3 separate regions of the Mus musculus genome follow, and regions 1 and 2 are each linked to region 3. Evidence: chromatin loops called from intact Hi-C (ENCODE). Cell type or tissue: heart. All regions are shown on one strand. Links, peaks and the distances in the headings refer to the core of each region. The heading gives the core; the rest is flanking DNA. Region 1 overlaps Efcab5 (EF-hand calcium binding domain 5). Region 2 overlaps Nsrp1 (nuclear speckle regulatory protein 1). Region 3 holds the start of Slc6a4 (solute carrier family 6 (neurotransmitter transporter, serotonin), member 4).

Region 1 (10,661 bases), core at 1,695-9,694, 96 kb after region 3:
GTGGTGGCGCACGCCTTTAATCCCAGCACTTGGGAGGCAGAAGCAGGCAGATTTCTGAGTTTGAGGCCAGCCTGGTCTACAATGTGAGTTCCAGGACAGCCAGGGCTATACAGAGAAACCCTGTCTCGAAAAACCAAAAAAAAAAAAAAAAAAAAAAAGAAGTTATTTATTTAGGGCCTTCCATATCCCATATCTTTCTCTGGGGGAGATGTAAACGCCTATCCTTCTTCCTAAAGTCCCAATTATAAAGAGGTACCATTCCACCAAGGTTCACCTAGGAAACTAATGAGTTTATGCGGCTTCTTTACATAGCACTGTCAAGGAGTTATGAGTAGGAACATAGGTGTAGTGGTTATTCCTGGTTGTCAACTTGACTATATTTGGAATGACTCCAGAATTGGAAGGCTTCCCAGTGACCCTTATCTGGAGGCTGGGAGATAGAAGTTTCTGATCTGGATCTTGGTATGGAGATCTTGAGGCATAGTGGCTATGGATTCCAGAAGATTAAATCTTCGAGTTCAAGGTCATCTGGGATTAAAGGTGTGGTGGAACACACCTTTAATCTGGGCTACACCTTCTGCTGGAGACCATATAAGGACATTGGAAGAAGGGAGTCTCACTCTCGCTCCTTCGCCTGCTTGCCGTGTGGGACTGAACAACAGCTAGATCCTTGGATTTCCATTCACAGCTACTACTGAACCATTGTTGGGAACTGGGCTGCAGACTGTAAGTCATCAATAAATTTCTTTAGTATATAGAGACTATCCGTAAGTTCTGTGACTCTAAAGAACCCTGACTAATACAATAGGGGACCTTAAAAGTAGCCACACAGAAGGTCTGCACCCAGCATGGACTCTTCCATGGTTGCACTGCTGGAGTCTCCTCCCCTAGGCCATCCCTGCTTGCATTATTTACTCCAGCCCCCACCCCATGTCAGAATTGCAAACAACTGACTGGCAGGGGTGGCTAGATACTCAGGTGGGAGCCCCATCCTCCACATCTCCTACGGGGGAGCATCAATGAGCTCAGCTGTGAGGAGCTTTTACAAGCAAAGATAGCTAATCTGAGAAAGTGGTGGCCCCAAAGTTACTATGAAGAACATTGAGCTTTGGGTCCTCCTGCTTTCAATTCCCAAGTGCTGGGATTGGAGTTGTATGCCACCGCATCTGATTTTATGTTGTGCTGGGGGTCAATCCCAGGGCTTTGTGCTTGCTCATCAACAACACTACCCACTGGGCTGCATCCCCAGGGCCAGATGCAACTCAGCAGTTGAGAACACTGGCTGCTCATCCAGAGGAAAAGAGGTCAATTCCTAGCACTTGAATGGCTCGTGCACATTTGGCTGTGACTGGCTCTCTCAGCTACTCCATTGTACAGGGTGCACAAACACATACTCAGGCAAAACTCTCATACACGTAAAATAAAGATAACTCAAATATTACAAAGAAAAAGTGATGAAAATATAAGGTATCTGTTATCACTAAGCCAGAGTGAATTTAATTCCCATAACCACAATATAAACAGCCTCTCTGGCCCGCCTCTCCCCAGCTGCCTGCACCATCGTCTGTTTTTACAAGTTTGTTCTGAACCCACCCAGATATATGGCTATCAGTTTAATATCTTCAGGAACACTGTTGCTAGAAATGTTGCTGCAAATGCCTGAAAATGCTTCCCTCCAAATACGAAGTGGCCAAGAGTGGAAACGCTGGTCATGAGTTCATCTGAGACAAGACAGCTGCTAATGACACTGGTGTCTTATCAGGAAAGGGTACAGGCTGCCAATCTCCACTTATAAGACACTCAGGACACATCACAGTCTGTCACCTAATAAAGAAAGTAAAGTTTAATTTCCCAATTTTATTAAAAATGGGGTAAGATATTTTCTTACAAAGATGAAATCTTACAACACAGCAGTAAAGTTTGCTGTAATAACAAGCTCTGAGCAAATATCCATTCTTTTGTAGTTACAAACTTGAGAAGTTTTTGTTAATAAAAATTGCTGTTTTCTTTATTCTGTGAGCCATGGACAAACATTTCCTGTTCATTGAAATGATATTTATGGCAGGGTACATAATTATTCTCACAGCCCTCAAGGTGCTGAGGCAGGAATATCAGGAGTTCAAAGCCAGCCTGGGCTACATAGCCAGTTCCAGGCTAGTCTCAGAAATATATGGAGATACTGTTTCAACCAACCAACCAACCAACCAACCAGAAATATAAAAGTGACTTTTAAATTGTTAAGGAAAGAAGAGATGAAGAAGAGATGGAGAAGTAGTGTTTGGATAATCTATGAAAAAATTCTAAAAAAAAAAAAAAAAACCCAAACCAAAAACCAGTTACAAGTCCACTTCTTAAACTCTTTATTGTTTGGTACTCTTTTGATGTAAAAGCTGCCATTTCTCACTGTCCAGACCCCCAGTACTCTTTATTATGCTATTTAAATTAATGGAAAGCAACTTCCCAAACAGCTATACTAGTCTGTCATACAGGAAGCTCAAACTGAAATACATTCTATTACGTATTCCGCTGGTGCTTCTGGTTATGGTCATCATCAATGCATGCTCTTTAGATAAAATTTTTCCCTTAGGTAGGTAGCACTTTTGGCTTTAGAGAGTACTGGGGTGAGTATCTGGGAGCAGAATATATCTATGGGGTACTCTTTCCAGTTGAAAATATTTCATGGTTAACAGCATTGGACACAATCAACATGTCCCGACACAGTACCAGTCCTTAAAGTTTCTCTCGGATTGATCTTTCTGAGGATATTGCATAAATAGAGGTGGCACTCTTCTTGGGCAATGGCGGGATAATGGAAACATCTTGTCGCATGTTTAGCTCTATGAGAGTCAGACAGATGTTTATCCAGTGATACAGGAGTTCAATGACAATGTTCCTGAAATTCCAGACTTCAGTCCGAGAATGAGCTGCATGAAGAAAAGGAAAAGGTAGTCTAGATAATACTGTACTTTAATTATGAAGAAACACATTTAAATATGACTAAAACTCATTAGCTATGTTGTGAATCAAAATTACAGCAGTATCTTGTTTACATATTTAAATTTAAAAGGTAGATAGAATTTGATATTCTCATGTAATGGGATCATACATCATAATACTGAAAAAAAATATACACACACATATACACATAGAATATGTAGAATCTTGTATATATTTGGGTATAACCCTTAAAGGTTTAAAAACCTGTAAGATATATTACTTCATAAAGATACAGTAAAAGGAAGCCAGGTGGTGGTGGCGCACGCCTTTGATCCCAGCACTCAAGAGGCAGGCAGATCTCTGAGTTCAAGGCCAGCCTGGTCTGCAGGGTGAGTTCCAGAATGGCCAGGGCCACACAGAGGAAACCTTATATCAAAAAACAAAAAGACAGGGCTGGACAGATGGCTCATCAGTTAAGAGCATTGACTGCTCTCCAAGAGGTAATGAGTTCGATTCTCAGCAACCACATGGTGGCTCACAACCACCTGTAATGGGATCCAATGTCCTCTTCTGGTGTGTCTGAAGACAGAAACAGTGTACTCATATAATAAATAAGTAAATAAATCTTTTAAAAGAAGACAAACGCCGGGCATGGTGGCGCACACCTTTGATCCCCAGCACTTGGGAGGCAGAGGCAGGTGGATCTCTGAGTTTGAGGCTAGCCTGGTCTACAAAGTGAGTCTCAGGACAGCCAGGGCTACACAAAGAAACCCTGTCTGGAAAAACCCGAAGGGAAAAAAAAAGAAGACAAACAAGAGTTACAGTAAAAGGAATGACTCAGGCATAAAAGTGATAAGCCCCAAATTCATGATCACATTAGGAGAAAAGAGAATGGGATCAGAGGTGTAGAAAATCTTGACTGCTCCTATTATATTTTATATCTTAAAAGCAAAGCAAAACAAAACAAAATATCAGACTCAGATTTGGCATGAAGATACCCCTGTAATCCCAGCTCCTTGGCAGGCTGAAGCAAGAAGTTTGCTAGTTTGATGTTAGTCTAAGCTAGATAACAATTTTGAGCCAGCCTCAGCAACTCAGAGAGACCCTGTTTGGCTGGAGATGTAGCTGAATGGCAGCGTGCCTGCCTTGCACATACAAAACCCTAGGCCACTTTCCAGCATTGTAAAGCAAAGTGAAATGAACCTAACTCAAACAAGGCCTGTTAAGGTTGGTTATAGAATATTATTTTACAATGAATACACAGTACTTATTATTTATACTATGATATTTGAAATATTCTCTAGTTAAAAATTGTTCCCAGATATGTAGTTACTGCCAACTATTGAAAACTGTTAGATGCCATTCCTATAGACTCCCAGGAGCCAATGACTAATGTTTAGATAGACTGGTCCAATAGAAGGAGCACCTTTGAGTTGAATAGGTCTGGGTTCTAATTTTGGCTCAATCTCAACTGACTTTGTGATCTTAAACAGATCATTTACTTGCTCTATTTTTGTAAAATAGGGACAATACTGCAGGGTTATTATGAGAGCAAATGAGACAGTATGCAAGAGGGGCTGTCTCTTTCCTCCCAGCACGGAACGAGTTTTATTCATCACTGTGGCTCCTAGTCTAACTCAGGGTTGATCCAGATAAAGACCTGCTGATTTGAGTTGAACGAACCATTATGTATACACATGAAACTGAGTGAGAGTTTTAAATATCGCTAAGAGAAGCTTAACCATAATCTCAACCATCTACTAGAATTTTAAAACAGAACACTTTTATTATGTTTTATTTACTGATGGGAGTGTAGTGTGTGTGAATATGTGCCATAGCATGTGTGTGCAGATCAGAGAACACACTTGAAGGAGTTCTCTCCCTCCAACATGTGGGCCCAGGGATCAAACTTGGGTTGGAAGGCTTGGCGACATTGAGCCATCACATAGACCCCCAGACATATTTTACTTCCTGTCACCTACCAATACAACAAGCAAGTTTCCCTGAACTGGGCTTGGTTTTAGCCTGGTTTTGAAGGCATCCCTGTGAGCTAAGGTGTAGCATATAACAGGAAAGGCTCATACAATTAAAAAAAAAAAATAGTTACATCTCCTTTTTTATTTGAAGCTGACTTTAAAACATGTCGGTGCAATTTTTCTAACATTCTCTCTTTTTACACACACACACACACACACACACACAGAGGGGCACTGTTTTTTCTCATTCAATTGTAAGTGTTCAATAAATGTTGAATTGAAACAACATTAAATTAAGGAATAATTTAATTTCTTTATTTCAAGTCCTAAAAGTTTTTCCAGATTACAGCTCAATAATATTAGTGACAATTATGAATAAAAACAAGAACAGATGTTAGTCATGAGAACACATTAGAAACATCTGATTCATCTCACTTTATGGATAACTCTAGACCAATAAAAATACCTACTTAAAACACAGAGGGCACGTTTGTCACCATTGATCCCTCTTTGTGCTAATTAGCTTCCTGGAAGTTTTACAAAGAAATATTACAGGTTTCCAAAGATTACTCTAATTATCTTAATGTTCCCGTGTTATACATCTAAATTAAATAAACACAAAGTTCGCCCCAGGACACTCCTAGTACCCGTCCCAACTAATTTTCTGAGATAAAACAGCTCCCCACAGATTGTTCTGTGTGTCCCAAATCCTCAGAGAGTGCTCTGTTCCATCAATGGATGTCGGTGCTCTTGGCTGAACACCCCAGTCACCACCTCTTTGGTGATTGAAGGACATGAGGATGGAGAGAAGGGTCGTTCTCTCTCAAGACCCCTGTTGCCCATTTCCTGTTTTATTGTTACCAGGGACAAAAGCTCCGAACTGCCCGGGAAGTAGTTTCTGTTTCCCCTTTCCTTTGCAGAGAAGGATGTATTTACAGGGGCTTCTAAAGAGCCCTCCGCTACCATCTCGGGAACATTACTGTTGGCTGCTACTGCCCTCTTGCGGTAGACAGGTGACTGACCGTCCCGCCCCCCGCCGCCCCCCCCACCACCCCCCCAGCAATTCTCAAGAGTCTGTCTACTTTTCTTCTTTCTTCCAAGATTCTATGAAGTTATGACCATTTTGACTTGCCTTAGCAATGCTTACAGCAGTTTTTAGGTACATTTAAGCTATAAGGATTTCAGAGTAAGCCACCGAATAACCTTCAGGGGTGTATTCAGTAAGCTTTTAATAGGGTATTTTTAGGTCCCACTTTAATCAAACTTTGAATAACACAGGGAATTCATTATGCTGGAAATATCGGACTATAAAAAGCATGTTTTTAAATTAAACCTCAATTTGTAGATCTCTGCTTTGACACTGGATTAATTAAGCTAAATCCTCCGGGAAGTATAGACAATTAATAAAAACAGGCAGAGCAAAAAGACTGAAGTATTTAACTTCAAGTTCAAAAGCCAAAGTGCTTCCTTCCAGCCAACTAACCAAGGTCAGCAGTGTCTCTTGAAAGCTTTCCTCTCCCATCCGCCGTGTTAGCTTTAACTCTCTACTTCAAATGCTAGACACCCCTAAGTCATTTTAAAACGCAGTTAGCATTACTGCTGGACACAGTAAGCTGAAGGTCAGCCCAGGAGCGCACATCTGGAAGGAGATATGCGTGTAAGTTCCAGCTAGGTTTTTACATAGGCAAGGGAACTCTGTGTTGATAGCTGGGGTCTTAATGTGTCCCTGCTGATATGAATGTCACCCCAAAGGCACCGTCAGGCCCCTCCCAGGCCTATCAGGAAAGGATCCGTGTTGAACAAGGCCGACAGCTTGTGTTTTGAGTTACTCCAGCTGAGTGGAAGCTTGTTCCAGGATGAATCCCGAGTTCTTGCAGCACACAGCCCCGCCACTCCCACTGTGAGCACGATTGCTGTACAACAGCACACACTCTGGACTTCTCATAACGCAGCCATAAATCAAATGTGTGAGTTTACATAGTTCATGGCTTGGTGAAGCCACCTCCAGACTTTTGGTGGCTGTCAAACCTGCTGCTATGCTCCCTCGGTGCTAAGACATTCCAAGAACTGTCTGCACTCCTCTTCCCCCTTTGCAAATCACCGATTGGCCAACAAATCTCCACCTAGAGCTTTCTCCAAAATTCCCATTTCTTTTTCTAGCGACTTACTCAGTTCTCTGCTTGGATATTCAATATGCACTTCTACCTCAGCTTGCCAAAGTGTGAACTCTTTTTTACAAAAGATTTATGTATTTATGTATGTATGTATGTATGTATGTATGTATGTATTTAATGTATATGAGTACACTGTAGCTGTCTTCAGACACACCAGAAGAGGGCATCAGATTCCTTTACAGATGGTTGTGAGCCACCATGTAGTTGCTGGGATTTGAACTCAGGACCTCTGGAAGAGCAGTCAGTGCCTTAACCACTGAGCCATCTCTCCAGCCCCAAAGTGTGAACTCTTTAAAAAGTATTTATATTTATTTATTTGTGTGTGCATGCATGTGTGTGTGTGTGTGTGTGTGTGTGTGTGTGCATGCCTGTGTGTGTGTGTGCTGTGCTGTGCACATGCCTGTGTGTGTGCATGTGAGTGCCCACAGAGGTCAGAAGGTGGCATTGGATGCTTTGGAACAGGAGTTACAGGTGGCCGTGAGCCACCATGTGGGTGCTGGGAACAGAACTCCAGTCCTCTGCAAGAGCAGCTGAGCCCCCGAATGTGAACTCTTCATCTTCCCCCACCAGAACCCCCACCCTACAGCGTCCTCCAGTTTTACTAATGGCCTCTCCATTTCTCCAAACCATGGCGTCAACCTTGGCTCTTGTTTTATTCACATTTTGCACCCAAGCTGTGGAGTTACGTCTCAACAAAATCTGTACTAACATGCGCTACGACTGGACCGTGTTTCACCATTTCTGTTGGCACCACTCCCACCTTCCATTCCTGCAGCAGCCGGCAGCCCCGCTGACTGGTCGCTGACTATCCCCCCCCCCCGCCCCTCCCCCACCACAAAGCCTTTCTAACAGAGGTCTTATTTTCTCCTCCCCCACTCCTGTCCCTCTTTTCTTCTTTTAACCCTGGCTATCCTGAAACTCACTCTGTAGACCAGGCTGGCCTGGAACTCACAGTGATTGCTTCCCAAGTGCTGGAATTAAAAGTCAGCATTACCCTGCCCAGTTCCTTATATTTCCTGATTTTATTTTTTAGGTGGAGTCTTGCCATGTAACTCGGGTTGACTTTTGAACTCATACTCCTTCTTCTGCCTTAGTCTTCAAGCGCTAGGAGTGGGAGCCACTATCCTGGCCATCAGAGTGACTCTTTGAAAGCATACGCCATGTCACGAAATTCTCCAGCTTATCCTTTTTCTCACAGTCTGTTTGGACAGTGTGAAACTCTGACTGATTCGGCCCACTGCCCCACCCATCACCTTCTATGTGCCTCTAGTTCTCTTGCTCTGCTCCTGACACAGTGTCCTCCCTGTTTCACCACACCGTGTATTCCTGCTTTAGAAGGTCTTTGCTTTGGTTCCTTGCCCTGCTTGAAGTACTCGCCACAGACGGATCCATATAGCTGAGTTCCTTGCTTAAATCTTACCGTATGACAAGGTCTCTCTTAACTATCTATTTATATTTGAACTGCTTCACACAAGACCTTAGGTGAGATCCACCACATCACCTAAGAGAAAACAAAACTCCATCCCACACTCCTTCCCTGTCTCCCACCAACGCCACCCAATCACCTTACCCTGCTTACTTATTTTATCACGAATTTATAAAACAGTTTTATTATTTTTTAATGTACATCTGGTATTTGGTCTACACATATGCCTACGTGAGGGAGTCAGATCCACTCGAACTTGAGTCAGACAGTGGTGAGCTGCCATGTGGGTGCTGGGAATTGAACCCAGGTCCTCTGGAAGAGACCAGTCAGCACTCTTGGACTTTGAGCTGTCTCTCCAGCTCCTTAGCATTATTATTTTTTGTTATCAAGGTATATATTTGTTATGTTTACTGCCCTGTGTGAGTGTGTTTATGTGAGATGTATGTATGTGTGATTGTGTGTGTGTCTGTGTGAGCATAGTGCTCTGCCACCGGCTCCATCCCAGCCCTGCCTTGTTTATTCTCTGCTTTCCTCTGTTTTTGTCTTAGATAGGCTCTCACTCTCCTGATAGCATGCAAGAGCCACCTTGGAGTTGTGAGCTTCTTGAGAGCAGGGACTTTAATCAGCTTTATTCTCTGTTGGTCCCCAAAGTCCTAAGACAGAGCCTGGCACAGAGCCAACATTCCTTTAAAGTGGCTGAGTGAAGGATGAAGGAATAAAGTTTGGGGAGCAGGCAGAGACGAAGGGCGGCAATGCTAACAGGAGAAGAGAGGATAAGCCAGCAATGGAGGAGGCTTACACTTGCCTAGCCCAGCAGCCTCACTGGATTCAGAGAGGTGTCCAGATGCATTTAGGAAAGAGTGAGAGACCTAGTAATGCCCCTGCCCCTGCAGCGCTGGGTGATTTCCTCTCATTTCATCTCAGGGTAACATCTTGGGAGTGGGGACTAAGAGTGCAGTTCCCCAGTGAACATGGCAGGACCCTTGGGAGATGTTCTAAATATGGAGGCCCGCAGACTCCCCCTCAGGCCCTAGGAGTTGGGAAGAGAGGCTGTTTCCTGTCCAGACAGTAAGGGAAGAATCCAGTCCCACCAGAAGCCAACGGTCCAAGATAAAGAACTTAGAGAAGCGTGCACACAGGAAGTCACTTCACTCTTCAAACCAGCAAATCATCACGTGGAGATGCAGGGATTCAAACACCAAAGGAGAAAGAGAGGGAGGAGAACACTGCAAGACTGCAATCATCAGTGCCCTGGGAGACCCGAGGTGAAATGTGAACAGAGGTGCAGGGGCTCTCGCTCACACCGCCCCAATCCACAGCTTAGCAGGTAAGAACTTAAAAAACAGAGAAATAAATAAATAAATAAATAAATAGGAAAAGTAAAAGCAGCACAAAGGAGGGCAGGGGATGGGAGAGAAACCAGGACGCTTGTTTACCTATTTGCAGACATGGGGAATCAAGCCTAGGGCTTTGTGCACGCCAGCTCTACGACTTAAGCTGTACTCTACCCACTAAAAATAGCACTTTGAAGATTGAGTCTAGGAGACCCAATGTCTGAATAAAGTGTTAGAAAGAAGGAACAGAAGGAAGGGAGAGGAGGGTCACCATCAGCCTCCAGGTCACCTGTGCTGGATACATGAACTACCCTCCAGCTGGCTGAGCAGAGAAGAGGTTTGTGAAGAAAAAGATGCCCCCTTCCAAGCAGACGTAGCATCAAGTCAAGGCAGGCACAGCGCTCAGTCAGTGGAATCGGGTTAGAGAGTGAGCGGACATTTGCCCACTCAGGTGTGTGTGTGGGTGGGGGGGGGGGCTTTGTGCAGCGCACAACTTGCACAGCTGTAATAGCACCCTTGATGCTATGTATGTAGGTATCCAGGAGGTGAGGACCTAGATTTCACAACTGAAGAGACCCAGCAAGAACCCAGACCAATGGGTGGAAACAGCCACACCAAGGCTTCTCACCACAAAATCTCACAGCTCTGGGGATAAAGGAGAAGCAAAACACAAGTAACATGTGCAAACTCAGAAAACAAGGAAGGCTTCCCACATCTCAATAGCAGCCTTGCAAGTCAAAAGGCCATAGAGACACAAAAGTTACACAGAAGAGCTGCCATTGATCTAACCACTTCACCCCTAAGGTCTGAGCCC
Region 2 (10,661 bases), core at 1,670-9,669, 74 kb after region 3:
AGATGCTTAACTGTCAACTCTGAGAGTTCAATTCCCAGAATCCAGGTAGAGAGAACCAAACACCTGAAAGTTGTCCTCTGACCTCCTCGTGAGTACCACAGCAAGCATGCATGCACCAAGCAAAATTTAAAAAATTTAAAGTGTACTTTAAATTAAAACTAACAAGGGATGAGTATGGTTGTGTATGATTATAATGCCTGCACACAGAAGAAAGAGGCAGGAGGATTGTGTATTCCTCAAGTTGCTGTCAGAGGGGAGGGCATTCAACTCCTTAGAAAGGCTAGTATTTAAAAGAAAGAAGCCAAGTATGATGACAAAGAACCCAAGAGGTGGAGGCAGGGGAATTATCCTTGGCCACATTGTAAGTGCAAGGCCAACACAGACTATTCATGAAATCCTGCTACAAAAAACAAAACCAGTGGGGGCTGGAAAGATGGCTTAATGGTTAAGAGCACTGTGTACTCTTCCAGAGGCTACAGGTTCAATTTGCAGCATCCCCATGGTAGCTTAAAACTCTCAATAACTCTAATTCCAGGGGATCAGTTGCCCTCTTCTGGCCTCTTCATCAGGGAATTAGGCATGCAAACAGTGCATATACATATATGCACATAAAACACAATAATTTTTTAAATTAACAAAAGATGTATTTTGTGTTACATTTTACAATTTAAAAACAGTTGCACATATATACCAAGACCAAGTGGGGTATATGTTAGCAATAAAAAGAGTGGTCTCACTTTAGGGAAAAATCTATCAGTATAATCCACAGCAATAACAAATACTGGAAAAAAGAAAAAAAATTAATCTAATGCCCAATACAATTTTTATTGTAGGTTTTACAATGATAAAACCAAGAGGCAAGCACTCCTCCACCATCAAAACTTAGGGAAAAATGTCCCTAAGAACACTTGTTTAAAACTCAAAAAGAAAGCCAAAAATCTCAGAAATAGAAAGCAAGAGCAAAAGAACTAGTGAAGAACAGTGGGGGAAATTATGGGAAAGCAAGAATGAGTTATTTTCACAAGGTTAATGTTAATTTATTGTGACAGCTAGAATAAACAACATGCTAACCATAGCCTGGCATGTTGGCTTACAGCCAGCTCCCCAAGAGGACAAGAGAACAGGGTCGGAGGATCAAGTCCAGGAGTTTGAGACCAGCCTGGGTGATAAATGGAAAACCTGAGAATTTATCTCAAAACAAACAAGCAAAAATGCACACTAAAAGGGACAGTTCTGAAAGTCCCAAAGAAAGTCAAACATGGAGGCAGAGTTGTAATTCTAGTATTTGGAAGGCTGAAGCAGGATGATCACAAGTTCAATGTTAGCCAACATACAAGATGAGACCCTGTCAGAAAATAAAAACAAAGTTCCTATACACTCCAAGGGATCTTGAAGGCCATGTACGCATACAACTAAGGCAAGAGCCCAGAGGATTCTAAGCATTTTGGAACTGCTTTTGAAGCTATACAAGAGTAAAAGCTATAGCAGAACTGTAAACTACAGGCCTGATATAACATGAATTAATCCACTGTCACAAGAATGGGACACTTAACTAGTTCCAATGTTTTGGTAGGATAAATCAGTGGCTGTCATCTAAGTTAACAGACTTCAGCAGCAACACAAAGGTCATAAACATTGCAGAACTGGTTCAGAAAAGTTACTACACAAACAGTTAAGAGACACAGCTCAGTGATGCGTGGCTCTGGGTCAAGTCACCAGCAACACACACACAAATGTTAATAATAATTACACATTTTACAAACCATGGAACTAGAGAGAAAGTAGTCACAAGCACTGTCACAATTCTATGTGATCCAGCCAGTTCCAGAGGGATACTACACCCTCACACAGACATTCATGCAGGGACAATATCAATGCATATGAAATAAAAATTAGTAAATTTTAAAAAGCAAACGAATTCTGAGATTTTGTGTTGCTACATTATATGACGTTAATCTCCAGCTTTAGACAAAAAACATATGTACAATACATGCAACGAACAAGACTATGTCCAAAAAACGGAAATGATTTCTAAAGAACTAATGAAAGTATAAGCAAAGTGTCTCATTAAACAGACACCATAGAGATAGAAATAAAGGAGAGAGAAAGGAAGGAAGGAAATGAGACAGATGGAGAGAGAATAAATCCTGAATTGAAATATACAAACTCTACTGTCACTTTATTTCAGAAGGGAAAAAAGGAATTTTAAAAAATTTGCCCAACATGAATCAATTTGACCAAAGGGACATAAATACAAACAAGATTTACAAAGTAATTTTATTTATCTAGAAAGCATAAGATCAATATCACACTCTTCCTGGGGAAAGGAGTTCCTTGCCCATCCACCTTCAGTATCTGCATGCTCAGCTACTTCTCCCAGCTAGGAGTCTTTTGTCATCTTGCCTGGTTTTGTTTTGTTTAAAATCTCATTCTTTTTTTTTTTTTGGTTTCTCGAGACAGAGTTTCTCTGTATAGCCCTGGCTGTCCTGGAACTCACTTTGTAGACCAGGCTGGCCTTGAACTCAGAAATCCTCCTGCCTCTGCCTCCCGAGTGCTGGGATCAAAGGCATGTGCCACCACGCCCGGCTTTTAAATCTCATTCTTTTCTCTCTTTTTGCTTTGCTTTCTTCTCACTGGCAGACAACAGGGATGGTTTTTAGCATAGCTGCAGAACTGCTTTAAACACTTCACTGTGTACGCTGCTGCTTAAGTACATTCAGTCTCATAGGACTTGGTTTAGTAGCATATGAGAAGAGTTAACATTATTAGTTGTCATTAAAATAATCCAAACTTCTTGGCATTTAAAAAAAAACTGTCATTTATTTGATCTACACAAGACACATGCAGAGTAGTAGGATATTATCTGATTATAACTGATGAAAGCCAAAGTTACAACATTGATTCAACTCCATTATAATAATCTGCTAGATCAAAATTTTTACACTGTCTTATTATTAACCAGCCAAACAGGCTTCAAAATGAATTAGTTTTTCATCAGAAATCAGAAATGCAGGTGTTTGATAATTTAAGAATTTTAGAAATTTAGCTTTTGTCGCCTGACTGATTGCACAGCTCTGCAAGTATTCTACCACCAAGCCTCACCCCAGTCTTCTATCAATTCACTATTCTACTCCTTTTTACTCTTGGTAGGTACAACATTTCATACAGGCCAGGCTGATCTCTAACTGCTAGGTAGCCAGGACTGGCTTTGAACTTCTGATCCTTCTACCTCCACTTTCTCTAAGTGCTGCAATTATAGGCTCGTGCCACCATTCTTGGCCACATTTCTTAATTCTAGTATAATCATCTTTAATCTGCCTTAGATTTTTCAGAATTGGTTCTTATCATCTATGCCTCTCTTAGCTCACACTGGGCTTTAGTGTTTCTCTTATCAGTATTTATTCAGTGCCTGACTCCTGGATGAAAATGCTGAGCATACACAGTGGTACACTACGGCTTCTGAGTGACGGTATGAATACATAATACACGTGCATATATGTCTCTAAGATGATGAACTTTAGCTTTCTAGTTTAACATTACTTCAGAGTTTTGTTTTGGTCCTAAAACAACAATTTTCAGCTGTATACACTACATTATGCTGTAATACTGGATTTCACATGTACATTTTTTCTTAGAAATCAGCATTTTAATTGGTAAGGGTGAAAGAAGGCTTTATTGAGTTCAGTAACATCATGGATAAACATCTAAAAGGAAGTTTCATGTTTAATCTGTCTTCGGTTTACAAAACATATGGCTTTGTTCTATTAGTCACGAATTGTTATGACACATGACATATTTTGTTATCATGGGTACTTCTGAAAATAACTATACAGGCTTGGCATGGTAACACTGCTTGTGGTACTCAGGAGGCCGACACAGGAGGATCACATTCAAAGTCTGCCTTGGGTAGATAATGAGATCCTATCTCAAAAACAGAAGAGAATGGGCAGGAAGAGGGGAAAGAAAAAAGGGGAGGGAGAGAGACACAGAGAAACATGACGACCAGAAGAGTCAGAAAGCTATTGGCCAGATTCAGCTCGCCTGTTTATGTAAATAAAATTGTATTAGTAGACTGAAGATATGGCTCAGTGGTTAAATATAGCCTGCTCTGCAATCATGAGGACCAGAGCTCAAATCTCAACATTCACATAACAAACTGGGCATCTCTACAACTCCATAAGCCTAGCTCTTAGGGATGTGTATACGGATGGCTGGGTCTTGCTGACTCCTAGTCCAGATGAGAAAGACCAAGCCCCAGATTCTGTTTTTGAAACAGAGACCCTGTCTCCAAAGAAATGGATGGATAGTGACAGAAGAGGGCATCAGACACCCTATTCTGGCCTCCACCTACATGGAGGTGTGTGCACTGAGAAAAATCAAATACCATTTCATGAAGTAACACTTGCTCTCAATTCTGAAAGGTGGCTGTAGTATGGAGATGTAGAGATGGCTGCAGAAACTTATATTCTAAAGAAAAACATAGCTGTAAGAACTAATGCCATGACAGTGTGCTTGGCAGGAAGGAAGAGTTAGGTGAAGATGCTAACAGTCATTTGAAGGTCAAAGCATTAAACATAATTAGACTGGAGAACTAAGCAGTAGTACTATGATTAGAACCATGCTTTAGAAGATCAGACTGGCTGACACTGGTATTTAAGATGAATCCAAAGAGAAAGCAATAAGGAAACAATTTAAAAAGCTATTAAAATAATCCAAAAGATGAGCATAAAGGGGTAGTGACAGGATTGGAGAGAAGATACATTGGGAAGATTGCAATTAACACAATGTAATGATGAGGAACCACTCAGACAACTAGATGGAGCATTCTCACTTAGGGTTAGAACCTTTCACTGCCTCTACTATCTTCTCTCCTCTGAACAAACCAGTAAATAATCCTAATTAGTTCTGATAGTTTAAAAAAGCCATGTAAATACAAGTACTAGATTACCATTCTTCTATGCAAAGTTAATCATGGGGCTGCAGGATGACTTAGTAGATAAAGTGCTTGTAGTACTAAGGACAGATTTCAAATCCTGGAATCCTTTAAAGATGGATGCATCTTTAACGCCAGTGCTCCCATGGCAAGGTGGGAGGCAGAAACAGAATTCCTTAGAGCTAGAGAACCAGCTAGCGTGGTATATGTATATGAAAAACAAAGAACTTGCCTCAAATAAAGGGACAAACAAGGACCCACAGCTCATTTGTCCTCTGATCTCCACAGAACTGGGCCCTTCATCACAACAGGACTCATGTGCTAGTGCCCCCTCTGCTGGACCACGGGAGATAATAAAGTATGATCTAAAATTTGAGATCTTTAATTGTTTCTGATGAGCTGTCAAGTAAACAAAACAAAGCTAAAGAGCAAGAGGTTTGCTTTGCAGCAGCTTTTCTCCTGCTGTAGCTAATGCTATTCCAGGGAGGGAATCCGTAAAGTCTGCTTCTACATATTCTTTAAAGCACTCCTCATTTTACAGCTGTTTAAAGTGGTTATGAAAAAAAGAAGTTTTGACATTATTTAGACTTCACAAATATTTAAGTAATCTATTTAAGAAATGTTCATTCTTAGCTGGAATAAACCAGACAAATGCTTTTCATGCAAGTAGACCATGGGGTAGGGGTGGGGGGCAGCTTTACATCCTGTTCATTAAGAATTAACCCGTTATTTCCCTTGCCTTGGCTGGTGGGGAAGGTCCACCAATGTAAGACCAAGGTTAAGAGAAAACTCGAGAGCTATTTCTTCATGTCTTCCTCCCTACCTAAAACTCAATCTCCATACTTGCTTCAAAATCTTCTAGAATCTGGCTAATCCTAGTTCCCACCAGGTAATCCTGGTCCCTAGTTTCCTAAGCCCATCATATGCCTCCATTTCTCATTGCTTGGGTCTTCCTGCTGCTACTCTCTGGTTACCCCACTTCCTACTTGGCTTCTCAAGTCTTCCTCCACTTACATGACCACAGTCCCCATATGGAAGGAAGGGAGGAAGAAAGCTAAAGCAAAATGGTCCATGAACAAACATCTTGTCTGACTCTAGGGTGCCCATTGTTTAGCTCCTACCACCTCCAGTTCACAACAGAGAAGACAAACAATAACACCATTAGTCTCATGTTGCTTTGTTTACAAAGCATACATGCCATGATTGTTTCATGGGAAAAGAAATAACAAGTTACCCAAGCTTTGTATAGGCTCCATGGTAAATATTTTAAAGAATAACTTGTGTATTAAAATAAGCCATAGAAACACTAGATAATCTAATGGGAAACAGTGTAGATAATCTAATGCACACAGTGCAGTGTGCAAGAACTACATAGTCATATACAAAAGAATGAGGTTCCATCACTATTTCAGACCACAAACAAAAATTAACACAAAATTGGCTAAACACTTAAAAGATAAAACTACAGAGCCCTTAGAAGAAAACATAGATGTAAAGTTCTGTGGCATTCAATTAGGCAATGTTTTTCTGAGGTATGGAACCACCACTAGCAAGAGAAAATGCTGTCCTCAAAATTGAAATTTCATCCTTCAATACACATTATCAAGAAAACAAAGACAACCCATAAATTAAAAAAAATGTATTTACACATCATATATCTAAGTAGAAAGTTATAGTAGAATACATAAAGAAGTATTATAACTCATATAAATGACAACCCAGTATTTAAAAAGTAGGTAAATGAAATCACTGGCCATCAGGAAGATGCAAATTAAATCACAATGAGGTGCCACTAGATGCTCTTAAGAAAGGAAGCTGGGTGGGGTGTCACACACCTTTAATCTCAACATTTGGGAGGCCGAAGCAGGTGGATCTCTCTGAGTCTCAAGCCAGTCAGGTCTAAATAGCAAGGTCCAGGACAGCTAAAGCTATACACTGAGACCCTGTCTCAAAACAGCAGCAGTACGGTAAGGTGTTGGAACCTTTACGTTAACACGGTCAGGAAAGCAAAGTAGTGCTGCCACTCTGATAATTCTGCCAATGTTAGTAATATATAATTATCGAAAAAAAATCTGCTAGCAAAACCATTTCTAGGAATATAACCAACATAAGTAAAATTACATGCCCATACAAATATCTATACACATACTGAAGTTCCTAATTATTTATGATAGCCAGAAACTCATATTCACACCAACTAATGACTAAATAAAATGCAGTACAATGAATCATTATTCAATACTAAAGGCTGGGAAGGGGTGGCTCAGTTGGTAAGAGCCCTTGCTGTACAAGCATAAGGGCCTGAGTTTGAATCCCTAGGACCCATAAAGAAGCAGAGCATAACCCCAGCATTGGGGAATGTAGACAGGTGGATCTTGGGCGCTCACTAGCTGGAAAACCTAATCCTAATGGCAAGCTTCCAGTTCAGTGAGAAAACTGTCTCAAGGCAGTAAGGAGAACGACAGAAGAAACATCTGACTTTTTTGTTCGGCCTCTGCATGTGTGTGCACAAGTGCCTAAGTCACAACATTCACACACATGCACACATTCAAATTAAAGTTAATTAAAAAAAAGAAAAACTAGTCATGTGTGAGGTCCCAAGTTCTATCTGCAGAAAAGCAAGGAATAAAAAAAAAAATTAAAAATTAAAGGAAGGGGGCTGGCAAGATGGCTCAGCGGGTAAGAGCACTGACTGCTCTTGCAAAGGTCCAAATCACCACCCGTAATGAGATCTGATACCCTCTTCTGGTGTGTCTGAAGACAGCAATAGTGTACTTATTTATAATAATAAATAAATCTTTAAAAAAATTAAAGGAATGAAAAGGAGCATAAAACACTGATGCAAGCGGAGCGTGGTGGCGCACGCCTTTAATCCTAGCACTTGGGAGGCAGAAGCAAGCAGATTTCTGATTTTGAGGCCAGCCTGGTCTACAAAGTGAGTTCCAGAACAGCCAGGGCTATACAGAGAAACCCTGTCTCAAAAAACAACAACAACAACAACAACAACAACAAAAAACCCAAAAACAACACCCCTCCCCCCCAAAAAAACACTGATGCATTATAACTTTAAGAATACTTATGCTAATTTTCAAGAAACCAGACAAAACACTCTCCCACCCCCTCTGCCCAACTACAAAACTCCATTTATGTGAAATGTCAGAAGACTCCACACAAACAGAAAGGTTGCCACAGTTTGGAGAGCAACTACAATGGATACCATTTTCTTGCTGGGTGATAAAACTACTAAAACTACTTTAAAATTAGCTAGTAATGATTGTACAATTATTTAAAAACTAATGAACCATATAATGTAAAAGGGTGAAACGGGCTGGGGCTACCAAACCTAATGACCCAGACCCACATTCGGGAGGTGGGAACCCTCTCCTACAAGTCGCCCTCTGACTGACTGTCACACAAGCACCATGGCGCATACAATCATACAGACACACACATGCACAAATACATACACTAAATAAATATAATTTTAAAATTAAAACAGACATATATGGCATGTAGACTATATCACAGTACTTTCTTAAAAGGGGAAACTAAGTCAATGAGGTGCTTGCCAGGTAATAGTGCTTGCTACACAGCCTGAAAAAAGTGAGATGTGGTGGTGCATGTCTGTGATCCGGCCTCTTATGACAGATAAGACACAAACACAGGAGAGTGGTCCAGGTCAGCTCCACAGACTACAAGGTGACAGACAACTCTCCATAGTTGTCCTGACCTGCACACATGCACCTGGCATAGAAATGCTCACACACATCAACCTTAAAGGCAAGGCAGACATGAAGAGATGGCCCAGAGGGTTAAGGTAATTGTCACTATATCTGAGTTTGATCCCTAGGGTTGACACAGAAGGAGAATCAACTGCCCCAGTAGTTGTCCCATGAGTGGCACATGTGTGCCATAGCAAGAGTGTGTCCACTCACATATACATACATAAAAATTGCAAAGGAAACTTTAAAAATTCTATGAAAAAGCTGGGTGGTGGTGCACGCCTTTAATCTCAACACTTGGGAGGCAGAGGCAGGTGGATTTCTGAGTTCGAGGCCAGCCTGATCTACAGAATGAGTTGCAGGACAGCCAGGGCTATACAGAGAAACCCTGTCTTGAAAAACCAAAATAAATAAATGAATAAATATTCTATAAATAATTCTAAAACTGCATCTACGTTTCCAATGTATTGAAAAACCCATATGCTATATGTCAATTCTCTTCCCCTACATCCCGAGCTAGGCATAGCTACCTAAACACACTCTTAGAAGGGCTGCCTCAGCAGGTGAAGGTGCTACTGCCATGGCCGACAGCCTGCAACACCCAAACTCTAGGATCCTGCATGATGAGGGAAAGAACTGACTCTCCCGAGTTATCCTCTGACTTCCACGTGTGTGGCAGTATCATGGCATACGTGTGCCCACGTACAAAATAAATAAATATGAAATAAACCCTTAGCATCATCTAGTTCCTTTCCCATCTATCTCTGGACTGCCTGTTTCTACTGAGAGTCTATTTTTTCTCTTTGCTTCCCATTAGCTTGGGAACCAAAGCTTAGATCTTCATCTCCATATAAGATTTCTTAGAAGACCCTTGACTCTTGTTGCCTCCTCCCCAAACTCATTTCTTTGAGACAAGCTCTTATTATACCTATAGCCCAGGTTGGCCTAAAGCTCTTGATTCTTCTCTCCTTTTGTGCTTCGCAATTCCAGAGTTATCTTCTCAAGATAAACATAAAGCTGGGATGGCATCACTAAGTAAACTATAAACATAGTACTCAAAAACCTACTTCCGTATGTAAAGTTGACATTTCATACAAACAGTGCAAGATATTCCACAATCTGGGCTCAACCTGTTACAGCCTCACTGCCACATTTCTTTGCTCTACACATTCTCTTCTCTAAACTTATCACTCCATAAAAATGCCTTCTACTTTATGTTCTTTGTTCTCTCTCATCTGAAATGATCTCCACTTTTTTTTTTTACTCAAATCTAAACCAGCTTTGAAAGCTGTCCAAATGCCTATTCCTGCCTGGGTATTTCTTCAGCAAAATGAGCGGTTTTGTCCTCTCTATTTCACTAACATTTTAAAGGTCTATTATCAAAATAAAGCAAGAAAGAAGAATGGGAAAAAAATGTAGATTTTAGAATTTGATAGACCTGTGCTCAAATCTTATTATTGCATCTATTTGCTTGTGTGTATGTGTGTGTGTGTGTGTGTGTGTGTGTGTGTGTGTGTGTCCACACAGGGGCCACGACATACAAGTGGAAGTCAGAGGACAAACTGAGAGTCAGTTCTCTCCCTCCACCCAGACACTGAGCTCAGGCTGCCAGGCTGGATAGCTGGTGACTTACGGTCGGAACCATCTAATCCGTCTGCTGTGTTTGAGCCGTGGTCTTGCCATTTATTTATGAGCTGCAAGGCCTAGTAATGGGAAAATTCCTTAACCTATTTGAATTCCAACTTCATCAGTAAAATGAAAGTAATAGAGGGTAATTGTGAAGATCAAAGTATAGTAGGCACAGAAAAATCCTCAGTTATTTTTCTTTCCACATTTCAGCCTGCCTCAGTGTTTGCATGCATCTCTGTCGATGAACTCTAAACTGGTTGAAAGCGACATTATGCAGATGGCCTTCAGTTTACAACAGAATTAGATCCTACAAAGCCTAGCCACGTACCCTAAGTAACAAAGACATGTAACACTGCTAGGTACTGAATCACGGGCCT
Region 3 (10,661 bases), core at 1,128-9,127:
TGCCTGGGACGGCATACGTAGGAGAAGAGGCAGAGAGATGAGCAATGGCCTGGCCTGCTCAGCTTTCTTCTGGCTTGAACCTTTCTATTTCTAGTTAGCCCAAGCCCAAAGGAATAGCAGAAGGAAGATAAGACAGACAAGCTGCCTGGTGATTCAGCTTAGAGGTGGCACAAGCCTGGAGAAGCCACTGACATTCTCTGAACCTCGGTTTCCACATTACCCATATTAAAAAGTTATCTTAAATTTCATTAAGTATGAAAGCTCTGCTTGAACATGAGAAACACTCATATACTTTTAATAATTCAGCATTTAACCTATATGATAGGAAGAGGGCAGAACATTATGCATGTATTTAGAAGATACACAACAAAAGGCAGCTTTTATTAAACCCTTTCTCCCAAGCTTCTCCAGCAGCCTGGTGTGGCAGGAAGGCTCCCCGGGGAGTTAAGAGAACTCCCTGATCCCCAGCTAAGTCTGTCACTGAGGTAGGAAATAAGCTGTTAAATAGAAAGGTGACTATATGTGAGGCTTCCATGCAGCACCGTGAGGGCTGTGACAGCCTGAAGCTACAGAGGAACTGTATACCCACTTTTGACCACAGAGACCGCAGACCTCAGGGAGGAGGGTAGCCAGCTCACCAAGAAAGGCCTGTGGGGAACTCCCCAGATGCAAAAGTCTTGTTGTCACTGAAGTGGGGGCAGGGAGAGAAGAGCCCAAGAGAGTTCACCCAGGATAGGGAAAGGGAAGGGAGACAGAGACACGGGGAAATGGCTTCTGCTCACATCTGCAGCCCTGAACCCAGAGGGGAGCACTGTCTTCCCACAGCATCCTCTCTGTCACACACAAAGACACTGCTGCTGAGGAGTCACCTCCCACATGGAAGGCCATTGTCTATGGTGTCAAGGGGATCCAGTAGTTTTCCAGGGCTTGACAGCTTTGCAAGACGCTCAGGTTCTTCGAATGCCTTTCTCGTCTCGTTTTTATTGATTTATGTATTATTTAAAATAAAGAATGCTGGTTTGAGGGGCAGGGCCATGGTACACTGGTAGAAGGCTTGCTTAGCAGATCTAAAACCTGCTTTTCTGGGGGGAAAATTATAAAAGCATTACTGCAAATTCTTTTTAAAAAAATACTTATTTTTATTTCATGTGTATGAGTGTATTGCCTGCATGTATGTGTATGTACCACACATATGTCTGGTGTCTACGGAGGCCAGGAGGGAGGACATTGGATCCCCTTGAACTGAAGTTACTGATAGTTGTGAGCTGCCATGTGGATGCTGGGCACCCCCTCTGAAGCAGCAAGTGCTTTTAGCCACTGAGCCATCTCTCCAGCCCCTGCTGCAGATTCTCAATAGTCTGAAATGTGCACAGTGGGCTAGAGAGACGGCTCTGTAGTGAAGAGCACTAAAGCTCTTCTGCGTGTGTGGGTCCCCAGCATCCACATCGGGTAGCTCACTCACATCCACCTGCAATTCCAACTCTAAGGAGTCTGATATACTCCTCTGGCCACATACTCATTCACCTAGACACATGTAAATCTGCATATATAATATAATATAATATAATATAATATAATACAATATAATATGAATTTCTTTATATATACACATATATAAATCTTTTAGAAGGAGAAGATGAAGAAGATGAAGAAGAAGAAGAAGAAGAAGAAGAAGAAGAAGAAGAAGAAGAAGAAGAAGAAGAAGAAGAAGAAGAAGAAGAAGAAGAAGAAGAGGAGGAGGAGAAGAAGAAGAAAAGAAGGAGAAGGAGAAGAAGAAAAAGAAGAAGAAGAGGAAGAAGAGGAAGAGGAAGAAGAGGAAGAAGGGGAAGAAGAAGAAGAAGAGGAAGAGGAAGAAGAGGAAGAGGAAGAAGAAGAAGAAGAGGAGGAGGAGGAAGAGGAGGAGGAGGAGAAAGAGAAGGAGAAGAAGAAGTAGTAGTAGTAGTAGTAGTAGTAGTAGTAGTAGTAGTAGTAGTAAACCGGGCGTGGTGGCGCACGCCTTTAATCCCAGCACTCAGGAAGCAGAGGCAGGTGGATCTCTGAGTTCAGCCTGGTCTACAGAATGAGTTCTAGGTCAACCAGGGCTACACAGAAAAACCCTGTCTCAAAAATCCAAAATGAACAAAAAAGATATACCATGAATAGTGAGTTCTTCCCACCTCCAGTGTTCTTTCTTACCAAGGCTTCGCTCTGTTCTGACTCTTCCATATCTCTACATAAGTTTAGCTCTGAGTGCATATGCACCCATCCCCCCACTTGTCAGTAAATCTTGGGGTACTTCCACGTCAGAGTGCTTTAAGTGGAGTAGGAAATCAGTGACCACCAGGATATGACCCTAAGGTTGCTTACAGATAGGGGAGGGGATCTAGTAGGCCGGGTATAAAAACAAAGAACCTTGGCCCAGAGATGAAGAGATGGGGAGATGCAGAGATGGAGAGATGGGGAGATGCAGAGATGGAGAGATGGCTCAGTCAGCAAAGTGCTTGCTGAACAAGCGTGAGGATCCAGAGTTCAATCCCCAGAGTATTTAAACGAATGAAGAGAGAGAGACAGACACAGACAGAGAGAAAGAGAGAGAGAGAGAGAGAGAGAGAGAGAGAGAGAGAGAGAGAGAAGCCTCGTGAAGACACATATGCTTCTAATTCCAGTGCTAGGAAGAAGTACCAGTTAGCCAAATAGTCGAGAGATTCTGTCTCAAAAACCTCTTTAGAGCAACTGAGAAAGACACCAAGATCAACCTCTGGCCTCCAATTCACCCCCACACACAATGTCTCCGTTCCCCCCCACCAACACATACAAAAAGCAAACCAAAAAAAAAAAAAAAAAAAAAAAAAACCACACCAAACAAACAAGCAAACTGGTTCAAAGCCTGATGCTTGTATAATTCCAGCACTAGGAAGGCTACCTCAGTCTGGCAGTAAGTTTTCAAAGTCAAGACCAGCCTGGACTACACAAGCAGATGTTCCTTGAAAACCTGAAGGTCGCATCCCCCTGACTCCTATCTATAAACGCCCTTGCTAGTTTCCACATCAACGGCTCACACCCTCCCTCCTTTTAGAAAAGCCCAAGCAGTCATTAAGCATGCACAGCAAGTGCCGCTCACATCACTAAAGCGACAAGTATTTTATTTCAACATTTCCAAGTTGCTCATGAGGCCCGGTGGTAGAAGCACATTGTTCAGGTGCCAGGCAGATGCTCTGTAGAGGTCTAGCATTATCACCGTTGGCCCTCCTGTGAGGGCGTGGTGCAGCCTCATGGGCTGCAGGGGAAGGACCACTCCCTTGGGTAAGCTCTGAGAGGAGTTAAGATGATGGGCACGCCAGTGAGAGGGCAGACTGCTGAGGCACCGGCAAAGGAGGCCGGGGGTGGGGGTGGGGTCCAGGGAGGTGTGGTACTTGGATGGGGCTGCTTCTCAAAGGTAGGGCTCACGAGAAGTGGCTGAGAAGAAACCAGAAAAAAGTGACCAAGACAAAGTCCACCTACACGTTTCCTGTCATTTCCAGAGCTGTGCCCAGTCCTCCTTCATCTCTCTCCTACACCCTAACGTGGTCAGCCCACTAACATCAACTGAGCCTTCTCTGGCACCCCTTCTTTCCGCTCTATCTTGATTAGCTAGGTCAGCCTCAGGTGGTTGCTGGGGAGATTCCAGGCCTACTGTGGTGGACATCCGAAACAAGAGATTCCCTGAGAGGGAGGGGTGTGGTAGCCATTTCCTGGGCCTAAGAAGAAGCCCACAAGGAAGGGAGAGCTTCCTCTTCTGTCACGGTGTAAACAGAACACAGGCAGACAGACAGATGGCACCGAGAGCTTCCGGAGGGAGCTGCTGGCATTCACAAGGCTTTGTCCTGGCCGTCGTTGGGTTTTGGGAATCCAGCTAGTCTTCGTGGTGATGGTGGTGGCGGCATGTGTGTGTGCATTTAATGTGTGTCTGTTGCCGTGGAGGCTGGCCGCGTGTGGCAGCTGGGCTTCCGTGTCTCTGGGATGGAGCTAGCGAGTGAAGAATGCCTGGCAAACCTCCCCTCCATCCAAGTCTCCTCAGCCCTTCTGCCGGCTCTGTAGCAGCGTTCCCTAGCCCAGTGCAACGCCTTTGTGGGTGTCTGTCTTGCATTTCCTCCCTGTGTCCCTACCAAGTGTCAGAAACGGGAAGGAAGGCAGGATGTGTGGGAAGGCAGGGCGGCATTGCCAAACAGCTCTGCAGGCAGAGGGACCAGGTCTGCTGAAGGGACTGTGGGACAGACTGGGCTAAGTTGCTCCTCCAGAATTGCCTCCAGGGCAAGAGGAAAAAAAAATAGTTGGAGGGAGGCTAAGTATGCACTCTGGCCAGGGGGCTGTGGGGAATGAGGTGTGGGCATGGTTTGGGCAGCTGTTAACAGTCCTCAGCAGGGAATAAGAGATGAGACCACCTGAGGCTAGTCTCAGCTGAAGTGAAGCATCTGCCGAGAGCCTCTCCACACCCACACACACCAGTCTGACCGGACCAGTGCTATCATTCTCCAAGACAAGGCCTAGGACACTGTGGTTAAGAGTCTCGTCCAACCCACAAGCAGAGGGTTTGAGCCTCTATCTATCTCATCCTGTTCAGAGAAATGTCACCAATACTCAGCGCTCACAATGTGGCAGTACTACTAAGTAAGGGGAGGCAACCGGGCAGGAGGAGCAAGGCCCTGGGAAGGTCGGCAGTGAGCCGGTAAGACTGAATCCGCATGGGGACGGTCAGATTGGAGACGGGAGTCTTAGCTGATGCTCAAGTCCGCCCTGCTCCTCTGTCTGCCTGGACCCCTCCTCAGAACAAACTTGTTCTTGGGCAGCCTTGTGTCTGCACAGGAGTTACAGGCACGGAAGGGAGACAGCAGACACGTGTGTTCATTGAAAGGGAGGGGCCCAGTGAGGACCCTGGGACCCTGGGGTTCTCCGGGTCATGGAATGGCCAGGCCTGCCTAAGGTCAGCTCCCCCAGCCAGTCCGCTCCCCCACATCGCTAGGGCCGCTCCTTGCATTCCCGGCCCTGGAGCCTAGGTGGCACCAAAGCCTCGTACTGGTGATCCCTGCGGCCGGGAACCGCCCACACCTGCGGACAGTGAACCAACCAGCCCTTCCTGGTGCCAGCGCAGCCCAGCTGCGGCTTCTGATGTCTGGGCTCGAGCCCCTCTGGAACAAAGGGGCGCCGGGGCTTTCTCGCAGACACCGAACTCGCCATTACTACCTCTTTTCTAGCTCTCCCTCACTCGCTTGGCCGGATGAGAAGAGACAGGCTGGCCGGCCCGGGTCCTGACTTCTCTGCCTCAGACACAGTCCAAAATAAGTAACATATCTGCTCTTTAAAAAAAAAAAAAAAAAAGCTCCCGTAATTTTGGTGAAAAAAAGAATGTGATAACATTAAATTCATTTTTAAGCTGTGTGTGTGTGTGCGTGTGCGTGTGCGTGTGTGTGTGTGTGTGTGAACAAAACAATCTATATAGACTTGAAAACAGTGCTCCTGTCGAAATACTGAGCGGCTTGAAAGGCTGGTAGTTTGTCCAGTGCCCAACCCCACAGGCACAGGCGGGTCCGCGGACCAACACCGATGTTCTCTGCAAAATTTTCCTCCTGTGGCTAAGTAGCACTCTCAGATCCTCCCGGGGGTGCTTATTGTAGGCTGCTATCGGGATGGGGAGGTTCCCGACTAAGCTCGCATTCCACCTAGAGAACCCAGACAAAGTCAGGAGTCCTTGGAAAGACGGTCCGCAATCGGCTGTGGTCAAGAAAGAATGCTCTTAGGGAGTGACACGGAGCAGGACCTTAACGTAATTTAGGGCAGATTTGGTAAGGGCAGAAGTGAACCTCGTTTTGTACAGCATCCTCCAGCCACACTAGTCCAAAAGCAGAAGAGTCAGATCCTTCGCCCTGCCCTGCCCTGCCCGGCCCTGCGCCCTGGCTGCTGTATGTGCAGGAATGAGTGGGGGGCTCTGCCGCCCTCCCACCGGACAGGGAGCGTGGACCCCGCCCCTCCCCCCCCCCCCTCCAGCTGCGGTAGCAGAGAAACAAAGTTCTTCGGTCTCAAAGTGACGCAAAAATTCTTGCGGAGCTCTTTGGCGGCGGCTATCTAGAGATCAGACCATGTGAGGGGCCGCAAGTACAAATAGCGCGGCGGGCGGCGCCACTCCAGCGGCCGCGCCGGTGCCTCGAGGGCGCGAGGGTCGAGCCGCCTCCGCAGCCCGGGACCCGCCGCCGCGCCTCCCGCAGGTGGGTCGCTTTCCCTTTCTTCTTATTCTTTTTTTCTCTCTTTTTTTTCTTTTCTTTTTTGTCTCTAACCCACGCTTCTTTCTAGAAGCCCTCGGTCCCCGCGCTTGACTGCCTGGATTTCGGGTGCCTTTGTCTGCACCGCGCAGGGTCCTTTCGAGGGACCCGATGGAAACCCTGGAGACCCAGAGCTGGCCCAGCGCAGCCTCGCTTTTTGGCAAAAGTTGCTGTAGTTTCCAGCCGTGATTCCGTGCTTGGGCTTTACTTTTGAGACAAGGGCTGGTAGGTGGCTTTATGCAAAGACGCTGGCAGACACAAATGCCCAAATAACCAGAGAAACCTTTGAGAGACACTTAAGAGGGTCAAGCCTCTCTCTGTGCGCTCGAATGGTCTCACTGCGGAGCGCGAGCCGACTCAGACAGCTCACAGGCCATTCAGAATTTATGGAAGTACCAGTGGGCTGTGCTATACTAAAGTGTGTAACCAACAGTTGCTGGAGGCGGGGGTGTTTCTAAAAGGCTGGTTGGTGGCCCGAGATTTTTTTTTTTTCGCGTTTGTGTGTGTGTTGCATATTGAATTATTCTTTTTAGTTAAGAGTGCTCAAGAATTTGAAGGGTGTGTATGTATTTTTATGATCATTTTTTTTTGTCCAGAAAAAATGAACCAGGTCAATGGATTATTTATGGACCTGCTAGCTCTCATCGTAGTAAGGGGAGAAATCAAATATTTAATGTGTTTTCAGTTACATGGGAAACATGTCTGAGAAAACAACAACACTGGGGTTTGTTTAAAAGTAATAGAGAGCCAAGACAGCGTTGGAGGCTGTTGGATGGACATGGAGGGGGAAACAGCTCTGACTATGGCCCTTCACTTTTTCGTGGAGCTGTGGATAGCTTCCTTCTCCCACCCTGGTCCCCAGCGAGAGGTACTGCTCCAGAAAAGGCTGATGGGCGGGTTCTTCTGCAGTGCAGGCAATATCTTACTTGTTTTGGGCAGCTGTGAGGCTTGAATCCAGGGTCTTTTGTACCCGGAGCAGACATCGTACCACTAAGCTACATGAAAAGTAGGGACCTAGCCTGGCAGTTAATCTCTGAAATCTCCTGGGTTGGAGCCTTGTAGAGACTTTGCATGGTAAGAAGAGAGAAAGAAAGACTGACTCTGCCCTGTGTGCTAAGGCATACTTGTACTGTTCAGGCGTTCAAGGTTGTCTTCAGCTTCTTAGCTAAGTCAAGGCTAGCTTACACAAGACCCATTTCCAAAGCAAAACAAAGCCGACCACCCCCAAGCAGCTTGTTCATTTGGGTATGGAGCTTTCCTTACTAAGCCTGAACAAGAGCAAGCTGAAACTCCTCCTCAGTAAACCTGGGATTCATGACACTCGGTTGGCCACATTTCAGAGTGGGAATTCCCAGCCTGGGCACTCAAGACTCAAGTCTGTTTCAGTTTCCAGTTAAAGAAAAAAAAAACCATATTATATATTTCTATATGGATGATATGTAACAAATATATATCCCCAGGGTGAAAAGGGGGATATATTAATATCTTAATGGAATCCACGATGTTTTGGGAAATTTTAGAATCCTATGAGCATTTTGATGGAACTTGGATTGGGGAGCAGTGTGTGTGTGGGGTGCATGTGGAAGAATTTCCCTGATGGGTGGTGACTGTGGAGTTTAGGGACATGGGTTGGGCTCTGTGGCAGGCTTACAAAATACTCTGGGTGCCCACACCCAAGAGAAACACGGGTAGTTCTGGAAATAAAGCCAGTTCACAGCCATCTCTAGGTTGTACTTGCTGAGTAGCACCGTTTGGACACACAAGGCAGTCGGAGGAAGCTGAGTTTTACTTTGGATTACTGCTTTGACAGACTTAATTCTTAAAATGCCAATGGCCAGGTGGGTTATTGTGCAGTCATTTCATGCTGGGAAGGCAAATAGGGCGTTAGCTGTTTTCAGTAACACTGGAGGTCCTCTGGGGCTCATGAACCAAGGCTTTGAGTAAGAGGAAATAGAGGGACCTTGGAAACAATGTTCAAGCTCTTGTGGCTAAGGTTCTAACAGCCCTCTTTGAAATAAAACAAAACACAAAATATAATCATGGTGCAAAATACCTACGGGCCAGGACCACTGCTCTAAGATGGAGTCCTCCTGGGATCCTCTTGTATTTCGGCCAAGGGCAGAGGCTCTGCACACTCAGACTCCTCTATGTTCTGTGCCTAAACCATGCCCCGCTAGTGGGTGGAGTTCTGGACTTCCTGAGTGAGCCCTGCTAGCTGAGCATACACTTACTGATTTCTCTGCTAATCTCCAGGTTGGCCCCTCCCTCTGAGGTTTTTGTGTCTGGCCAATGAGGCACCGGTAGGAAACCCACATTTGACAAAACACCTGCTTATTCCTACCTGAGTACAGCTAAAGCTTGTCTTCCAGGGGTCAGTTCCAAGAAAAATGCTTCCTTAGACAAAACAGCGTTCTAAAAAAAAAAAAAAAAAAAAAAATCTTCCTAGGAGAGTCCCAGGTAGAAAATGGATCAAATTACTTTTTAAAAAGAAACCTAACATCCCTGATTCCCTGATGGTCCCAGAGCACAGAGGGGCAGCTGATCGCTGGGGCGGGCATGAGACTCACCATGGGCCAACACAGCCACCTTACTTCCAGGATGACCTCTTGGCAGTGACTTTGGTCCATATTCAGAAAGTGCCAATCTGTGAGTAACAGCTCTGCCTGGCTGGCTCCTCAAGACTGGTGTGTGTGAGTGAGTGTTTTCCTCTCCAGATTGGGAAGTTAGATACTTGTTTACAGACCGTTAACGACACAAACCAGCAAGTGCTTTTTTCCCCATTCTAACAGGGACAAAGTCAGTAGGCTTTGCTGGGGTGCTGCTGGGTGGCATCTGAATGCCTTGTTCTCATTGCCCTCTTTGCTTGGCTTCCTATAGAAGCTGGCAGCAGCTCCCAAGCTCCCACCCAACCCGGCTGGACTTAAGGGACATACTAGGTATGAGGTCATAAGTTGCTAAACTCCACAACTGGACAAATTCTGTGACTGTGCAAAGCCAGAGCAGCACCCTGGGCATGTGATTTGTGGAGGATAGGTCTCAGTTCCCCAGGCATGGAGGAAGGGGTCCTGGAGTCCCAAGGCCTGATTTTTTTCATGACATCATTTACAGTAATGAGGACAGAAGTGAGGGGGGCTGCATGGGTCAGGGGATAGCCTCAGGTTGCTTTGGGGCTGGCTCAGGAACAGCTGGGTGCTCTGAGAGACCCTGGAGCCCAGGCCAGCTGCTAGGAGGATCGAGTCTGGGACTATCCTCTCACGATTTTGTGTGGCCTTCTGGGACGTGTTCAAGGGGGAAAAGCCAAAACAGTTTGTTTCCTTTGTCTCTGACTTGTGGAATAAAACGAGTAAACTGCATTATTCACCTAAATACTTCCCACCCCACCCCCAACCATCCCCCTGTAAGGAAGGGGCCTAAAATGAGGGAGTGGAGAGGCCAGAATGACCATAGAGGAAAAGCCACCCATGCCATAGTTCTCAGGACCTAGCCAGGCTTAGACCTTGTCCCCTAGCTAAATGTCTCAATGATCATATTCCTTGTTTCTGAGGAGCAGAGCTGAACTGAGGAGGAGGAGGAGGAGGAGGAGGAAAGATCTGAGGGAGGGTGAGCCGTGCTGAGCGGTCCCTGTCCCCAACCCTGGGTGAGGGGCTGGAATTAAGTTTTCTTCTCCCAGATCTCAAATGAAAGTCAGGGTTGGTGACTCACATCTGCAATCCCAGGACTAGGGAAGCAGAGGAGGGAGGATTGGGAGTTTAAGGCTGGCCAGGGTTCCGTAATAAGACCTTATCTTCAACCAAGCCCCAAAAGGTCAAAAATCAGTCACTTCTGCAAGTATGTGCCTCCCTCACCTGGTGAAGGGTTTGCTTGCTCTAATCAGGCATAGAAACAGCTAGAAGGTTGGTAACCCAGCATCTGCCTGGTGTCACTTGCCTGTCTCAGTGATTCCTCCTTTAGTGGGTGGGGTTAGCTTTTGGCTTATAAACTACTTTGTGGGGAGGGCTGTCTTGTTTTGTCTTGTCTCTCTTTCCTCTTTCTCCGCCCTGTGCACTAGTGTGCATGCATGAGTGTGGGGTGCACTTGCTTGTGTGGGCACATGTGGCCAGAGGTCGATTGCTGGTGTCTTCCACCATCACTTTATGTTTTCAGATAGCCTCTCAGTGAACCTAAAACTCTCAGATTGATCGGCCAGGGGGTCCCCGAGATTTTCCTGTATTCACCATTCATCCTCTCACTCCCCCCAACCCCGTGCCCCAAACCTCCCACCAATTCAGTGCTGGAGTTTCAGACTCTGCCACCTCTCCCCACTTTGCTGTGTGTGCTGGGGATCCCAGGCTTGTGCAGTAAGCACGTGAGCATTTCTCCTGGCTCCCTCCCCTTGCTTGGTATGCATTT

Evidence for each region. Hi-C counts contacts between places; a loop is a spot of excess contacts. Peaks named below come from ENCODE experiments on the same cell type or tissue, not always from the same donor. Only the 100,000 strongest peaks of a DNase experiment are listed, where the experiment ranks them.
Region 1: a loop joins it to region 3, with 8 times the contacts of the local background. A loop is called at or near these places in 28 of 42 quality-filtered maps.
Region 2: it touches region 3 in a loop (4-fold over the local background); 14 of 42 quality-filtered maps call a loop at or near these places.

What each region holds. Positions count from the first base shown.
Region 1 is chr11:77,087,568-77,098,228 of GRCm38, forward strand. It overlaps Efcab5 (EF-hand calcium binding domain 5), which reads right to left. Exons shown (of 18, transcript NM_176965.3): 18 at 2,348-2,924. The coding sequence ends at 2,731. Among named protein-coding and RNA genes, the nearest start is that of Nsrp1, 14 kb to the left of the region's middle. In heart, for the core only: CTCF peaks have their summits at 5,887 (motif pointing left) and 6,090; DNase peaks (open chromatin) are centred at 5,884 and 9,624; H3K4me3 peaks cover 423 bases; H3K27ac peaks cover 403 bases.
Region 2 is chr11:77,065,660-77,076,320 of GRCm38, forward strand. All of the region lies in intron 2 of Nsrp1 (nuclear speckle regulatory protein 1), which reads right to left. Among named protein-coding and RNA genes, the nearest start is that of Mir423, 7.2 kb to the right of the region's middle. In heart, for the core only: a CTCF peak has its summit at 5,271; no DNase peak of the experiment used is centred there.
Region 3 is chr11:76,992,458-77,003,118 of GRCm38, forward strand. It overlaps Slc6a4 (solute carrier family 6 (neurotransmitter transporter, serotonin), member 4), which reads left to right and starts at 6,140. Exons shown (of 14, transcript NM_010484.2): 1 at 6,140-6,218. RefSeq lists promoters at 3,985-6,190, 5,612-6,190, 5,846-6,190 and cis regulatory regions at 4,096-4,117, 4,195-5,134, 5,612-6,062, 5,612-5,845, 6,039-6,046. In heart, for the core only: a CTCF peak has its summit at 5,015; a DNase peak (open chromatin) is centred at 5,014; H3K4me3 peaks cover 2,317 bases; H3K27ac peaks cover 375 bases; H3K27me3 peaks cover 4,931 bases.